Regions from separate parts of the Homo sapiens genome. Here region 2 is linked to region 1. Evidence: chromatin contacts called from ENCODE Hi-C or POLR2A ChIA-PET data. All regions are on one chromosome and are shown on one strand. The core of a region is the stretch at or near the end of the contact, and the rest is flanking DNA. Distances in the headings are between cores, read along the strand shown. Region 1 holds the start of FBXW5 (F-box and WD repeat domain containing 5). Region 2 overlaps TRAF2 (TNF receptor associated factor 2).

The links. Hi-C counts contacts between places; a loop is a spot of excess contacts on that map. ChIA-PET counts read pairs that join two places held with the same protein, here RNA polymerase II (POLR2A). Pooled maps may share reads with other maps.
Region 2: a map of B cell shows a loop between it and region 1 (11-fold over the local background). The contact joins the enhancer-like site here to the promoter of FBXW5 in region 1. A Hi-C loop is called at or near these places in 16 of 168 maps with a recorded cell type or tissue (B cell, CD4-positive, alpha-beta memory T cell, PC-9 and 10 more), 26 of 37 single-sample maps with no recorded cell type and 27 of 50 pooled maps. POLR2A ChIA-PET finds 5 or more read pairs at or near these places in 16 of 52 experiments (A549, CD4-positive, alpha-beta memory T cell, Caco-2 and 12 more).

Annotation. Positions count from the first base shown.
Region 1 is chr9:136,943,024-136,945,987 of GRCh38, forward strand. It overlaps FBXW5 (F-box and WD repeat domain containing 5), which reads right to left and starts at 1,715. Exons shown (of 9, transcript NM_018998.4): 1 at 1,571-1,715; 2 at 868-1,083; 3 at 326-483. The coding sequence starts at 1,060. C8G (complement C8 gamma chain) reads left to right here and starts at 2,220. Exons shown (of 7, transcript NM_000606.3): 1 at 2,220-2,435; 2 at 2,611-2,747; 3 at 2,906-2,964. The coding sequence starts at 2,298. RefSeq lists an enhancer at 128-893 and silencers at 729-798, 1,179-1,758.
Region 2 is chr9:136,901,134-136,904,058 of GRCh38, forward strand. The region is part of intron 4 of TRAF2 (TNF receptor associated factor 2); the gene reads left to right. Among named protein-coding and RNA genes, the nearest start is that of MIR4479, 16 kb to the left of the region's middle. RefSeq lists enhancers at 650-969, 1,200-1,659. Within about 2 kb of position 1,483, at least 35 of the 41 ENCODE cell types and tissues checked have a DNase peak (open chromatin) inside an H3K27ac peak, as active enhancers do; they include B cell, GM12878, PC-9 and 5 more, where a contact is called at or near this core.

The DNA of each region.
Region 1 (2,964 bases), core at 465-2,964:
AGCTCTGCCAGCCCTACTCAGAGGCCACCAGGGAGCAGGGACCCCTTCCAGCCACTGTCATCCACTCGGGGGGCATTGGTATAGAGCGGAGGAGCCTGCCCCTGAAGCAGGCGGCTGTGTGTGGGACCCTCTCCTCAGCACTCAGGGCCACCCTGCACCGCTCCTGATCCTCTGTGGTCCCTCCGCTGGATGCAGGGAGGCTGCTGTCACCTCTGGCCTGACCCACCCCCCCCCCCACCACCACCTGGTTGGAACGCCTGGGTCCTGGGACCTCCGTGCTGCGGCAGAGCTGGGTGGGGTGTGCAGGACACCTGGCCGTCCTCACCTTCACAGTGCAGTCCTTGGAGCAGGACGCGAACTGGTACCCGGAATGGGAGAAGCTGAGGTGCAGGACCTGGTCTGTGTGTTCCCGCAGCGTCTGCACCTCCACGCAGGGCACCGTGTCATACAGCCGCTGGAACTCCTCGTACCAGGACATGGCCGCTGCGGGTGGGCAGTTGTCAGTCCTGGGCCCGGGCCTTCCTCGCAGTCACGGCCATGAGCCGAGTGTGGCCCCAGCAGTCCTGGCAGGCCCCGTGGTGCCCCTGGAACCCACTAGTCATGGCATAGGCCTCGGCTGGGGGATTCAACCCTGTAGCTCACAGAGACCCCTGTACCCCCCACCCCCCAAGTGACCCAATGAACCCTCTGGCCTCCAAGCTCTGAGGGGCGCCTGCGCTGTGTCCTGACAGGCCTCTATCAGGGTGTGGGGGGGTGAGCATGGACACGCGGGGCCGCGGGGCGGGCCCCCAGCCAGGCTGACCCCCAAGCGCAGGGGCCCGGGGCCCTGGCTGCAGAACGTGGGTAGGGGCCCCACACGCCACTGACCTGGGTGTCGGGGCACGTCGCGGGCCACCTGGTAGTAGCGGTAGAACTGCTCCCTCCACAGGAACTCGTCCCGCGACACGGCCTGCCATTGGCGGCACACCAGCCCGGCGGCCAGCACGTCGGCCGGGCCCAGGCTCAGGAAGATCTGGTAGACCAGGCTGTCGGGGAGCAGGGGCGTGCCGCCCTCGTCCATCGTGACATTCTGCCCAGGCGGCCCTGAAACCCACCAACGGCTGCCCTCAGCCCAGGCCCGGGAAGGGAGGCCGAGAGCGGGCGTCCTGTTCCTCCAGCCCCAACCGTCCCGCCGGGAGTTCCACGGGGCTGCGTGTCTGCAGGGGACGCCCGGGTACCGCCGCCCAACCAAGGACCCGGCAGCTCCGGGCGGGCCGGGCCGGCCCCTCTCCGCCGCGTCATCCCCCGGCCTCCTGCGGCCGGCAGCGGGCGCCCCTCAGCCCGCCAGGGCCCGGACCGCCGCACGCGAGGCACGGGGACACCAGGCGCCGTCCGGGGACGGGCTTCCGCCGAGAGGAAGCTCGGGGCGGCCAGGCAGTGGCCTCCGCCCTGCGGCCCTGGAGCAGCTCTGCCCGGCGGGCTCGGGGCGGACGGCGGGGACGAGCGCACGGGCGGCCTCGGGGCTCCTGCACTCGCCCAAGGCGGGCGGGGACGACAAGGCGGGACCCCCGAGGGCCGCAGGCGCACTCACCACGGCCGCCTCCGCCCGCTGCGCCGCCCCCGCCCTGCGCGACCCGGACCCGCTTCCGCTGCCGCAGCCGCTCGGACCGCCGCCCCCGCCCAACGGGGAGCCCGCCAGGCCCGACGCCACGAGCCCCGAGGCATCGATGGCCGAGGAAGGCAGAGCGCGCGGGTAGCCCGCATCCGCCCCTCGTGCGCCTGCGCCTTGGGCTCCGGCGGCCTGGCCGGCTTTTCTTTGTGCGCCTGCGCGCACTCGGGCGCATTGGGAACAGCGCCCCTTGTGGCCAGCGGGCGGCGGTCGTGGGCGGGGTTGCAGGCGAGGCTCAACGAACGCTGGTTCGGGACCCGCCTCCGGCGCTCCCTGTTGCCGGGCCCTGAGCAAGTGGCTTCATGAACCCCGTGACGTTGGCCATGGAGATAAGACCACTGGGTGATGGTTTAAGGAAGATAACGTGTAAAGGGCTAAGGACTGTCGGTGGAAATCAGGGGTGCAGGAGAAATGGATAAACAGCCAGAGGTCAACTCGGACTTTGTACATAGGACATGGTGCCAGGGCCCTGCCAGGAAGTGCAGATCGAAGCTAGGCTCACGAGGAGGCTGGAGGTGGGGGGTGGGGAGGCAACGGATGGACATGGACTTCCTGGGCTGGGCTCTGTGACAGCAGAGTAGACTCTGTCCTGGGACTTGGTGGTGCTACCCTTGGCCTCCCACAGTCCTGCCACCCTGCTGCCGCCACCATGCTGCCCCCTGGGACTGCGACCCTCTTGACTCTGCTCCTGGCAGCTGGCTCGCTGGGCCAGAAGCCTCAGAGGCCACGCCGGCCCGCATCCCCCATCAGCACCATCCAGCCCAAGGCCAATTTTGATGCTCAGCAGGTAGAAGTTGGGGGGGGTAGAGGGAGGCAGGTAGAAGTTGTGGGAGGGGTAGAGGGAGACAGGTAGAAGTTGTTGCGGGGGAGAGGGAAGCAGGTGAAGTTGTGGGGGGTGTAGAGGGAAGCAGGTGAGGGGCCCTCCCACAGTGCCCTCGAGTTCTCCCATGGTCTGCCCCCAGTTTGCAGGGACCTGGCTCCTTGTGGCTGTGGGCTCCGCTTGCCGTTTCCTGCAGGAGCAGGGCCACCGGGCCGAGGCCACCACACTGCATGTGGCTCCCCAGGGCACAGCCATGGCTGTCAGTACCTTCCGAAAGCTGTGAGTCCCAGAGCAGCCCTGCACCCTAACCCCAACCCTCCTCTCAGCCCCCGGACTTCAGCCCTGCTCTGGCCCCTGACCCCACCCCGGCTGTGGCCTGGACTAGGATTCCTGGTTGGGGTCTCCCAGCCTGTGGTGCCTCCTCCCCGCCCCCCCAGGGATGGGATCTGCTGGCAGGTGCGCCAGCTCTATGGAGACACAGGGGTCCTCGGCCGCT
Region 2 (2,925 bases), core at 233-2,732, 42 kb before region 1:
TGGGGATTTCAGTGTGATTCTCACGTCACCTTTTAGGCATTTGGAAACTTCACCTGTAGTGTAGAGGCCAGGAGGTGCCGAGAGAGCTCGTCGAGGCCACTACAGCTCGCCAAGTTATGCAGTCTTCCTTCTTGTAATGAATGCCCTTTAAGAGGTTTCTCTCTGGGATCCTTGTACAGGATTCCTGGAGTAACACTGTCCACAGAGCCCAAAGGTAGAGGCAGCCCAGTGTCTGCGGATGAATGGATAAACACGGGAAGTGTGATCTGTGCACACAGTGGGATATGATTCAGCCTTAAAAAGGAAGGCGATTCGGACACACACACCCCAGGGATGAACTCTGAGGACAGTGTGCTGAGTGACATGAGCCAGTTACCAAAGGACAGATCCTCTGTGATTCCACTTAGGGGCCACCCTTAGAGTCATCAGATCCATGGGTACAGGAAGTAGAATGGAGGAGACAGGGGTCATTGTTCAGTGAGTACCGAGTCATACATTGGAATGAGGCAGTACCTTGATGCCATCCAATCCAGCCCCAGGTTGGTGAGGCTGTGAGGGCTGTTTGCTCAGAATCCTGGCTTTCTGCACTTAGGGGAGCTTCCTGCCCGGGCCAGAGCTGGGATCTCCTGCTCAGCCGGACCCTGGGGTGTTACCGGCTGGGTTGGAATTGGACCTGCATTACTGTGTGTTTCTCCTCTCCTGCTCCCCGCCCTGTGAGCCTGGCCACGCCTCCCTCTTCTCCTCGCCCACTCCCCACCCTGTGAGCCTGGCCACACCTCCCACGATCTTTTGACAGACTCTGCTTTGTGGTCTTTGGGCTCCAAGTTTCGTTTTTTCAGAAGAACTGCCCCAGCTGTGTCTGGGGTGAACAAGATGTGCTTTCCTCCCTAGCACGGGGATTGCGTCCTGGACACGGAGCGGTAGCTCCAGGGCACTGCCCTAGAGTGAGACTCCTACCTCTGTGGGCAGAGATGCCAGACCGCCCTCAGCCACGACGTGCGATGCAAAGCTTTCTAGGCTCCTGTGTGGCTCTGCCGCACAAACGGCTGTGGCGCATGGCATTGTACCCCCCACTCCCTGCTCCTTGAAAGAGATGCAGCTTGGTCATTGCCCAGTGCTGTCTGCAAGGGAGATGGCTCCCTGGGGAGGTGGCCCAGGGTCAGGGTCTCCCTGGGAGGGTTGGGGTACCAGCTGGCTGCAGGGAGTAGGGGTGCTATGCGCCATGCCACCCTTTGAGAGGACTGAGGAGTGTCTGGGGGACAGGTGGGATAATAGTTTCCAGCTCTGCACTGGACCCTGAGTCCTCTGGGGTCTCTGCCACCTCCAGGCTCATGGGATGCCACATTGACAATTATGAGGGCCTCCGGCTGAGGGCCAAGGACTATAGCCAGCCCCTGGCCTGGGGCGCCACGCGGTCCTGCAGGCACGCAGGGTGGAAAGTCCCTGGCTGCACCTTTGAGAGCTCTGGAAAGTCCCTGAGAGGAGCCGGGTTTGGTCATGTGGGAGGGGCGGGCACTGCTCTGGAATAACTTGGCTGTGGCCTTTGATTTTGTTGATAAAACCTCTCACTGGCTGTAAATGTCACACATGGGGACGGAAATCAACCCGTCTATACAGTTGGGAGCCGCTCTGCCCCTCGGAGCCGCCTCTCTTTGCTCTCCGGGTGCTCGGAGTGTGCTGCTAGTTGGGGCCTTATTGTAAACACAGTACGGAGGCTAAGGCTGCCTTTCCTCCTTGATGGTCGGAACTTTATTGGAAAAGGGGAAAATCCTGCTTAGCTTTTGAATGTTTGTCCTTTGCAATGATGCCTTTCTAGGAACTGAATGATTTTATTTATTTATTTTTATTTTTTTGAGACGGTCTTGCTCTGTTGTCCAGGCTAGAGTGCAGTGGCGTGACCTCGGCTCACTGCAGCCTCCACCTCCCAGGTTCAAGTGATTCTTCTGCCTCAGCCTACAGGCGCCTGCCACCACATCCGGCTAATTTTTTATATTTCTAGTAGAGATGGGGTTTTACCACGTTGGCCAGGCTGGTCTTGAACTCCTTACCTCAAGTGATCCATCCACCTTGGCCTCCCAAAGTGCTGAGATTCCTGGCATAAGCCACTGCACCTGGCCAAATCGAATAATTTTAAAACTTTAGGTAAATGTTGATGGAGTGCTTGCTGAGTGCCAATAGCAGAACTGAATTCCCCAGTGGGCCCCTGAGCTACTCGTTCTGGCAGCTGGATGCGGGGGTGCGGGGAGACTTTCCAGAGAGGACATAGGCTGGCTGCACGAGCAGCGGAAAGGCCAGGAAAAGCCAAGTATGCTCGGCCTCATGGACATTCTAGTGACATTCAGAGGGATGACGACTGTATTTGCGTCAAATGTGTAGTTTGAATTCTGGCTGAATAAATATTGATTTTTTTTTTTTTAAACTGTGTCTGCTGTGGGTGGGGAGAAGACTGAGACAGATGGTGCTGGTGTAGATGTATCTGCTGCAGGACAACCCTGGTCCCACTGGAGATTTCAAGTACCGAGTGCCAAGAGAAAGGTTTTTTTTGTTTGTTTGTTTGTTGTTTTTTGCGATGGAGTCTCACTCTGTCACCCAGACTGGAGTGCAGTGGTGCGATCTCGGCTCACTGCAAGCTCCGCCTCCCGGGTTCACACCATTCTTCCTGCCTCAGCCTCCTGAGTAGCTGGGACTACAGGCGCCCCCACCACTCCCGGCTAATTTTTTTGTATTTTTAGTAGAGATGGGGTTTCACCATGTTAGCCAGGATGGTCTCGATCTCCTGACCTCGTGATCCGCCTGCCTCGGCCTCCCAAAGTGCTGGGATTACAGGCGTGAGCCACCGCGCCCAGCCAAGAAAGATTTTATTTTTGACATTTCGAGCATGCAGCGCATCTGAGCAGTGAGGCTGAGAGTAGAGGTGTGCCGCTG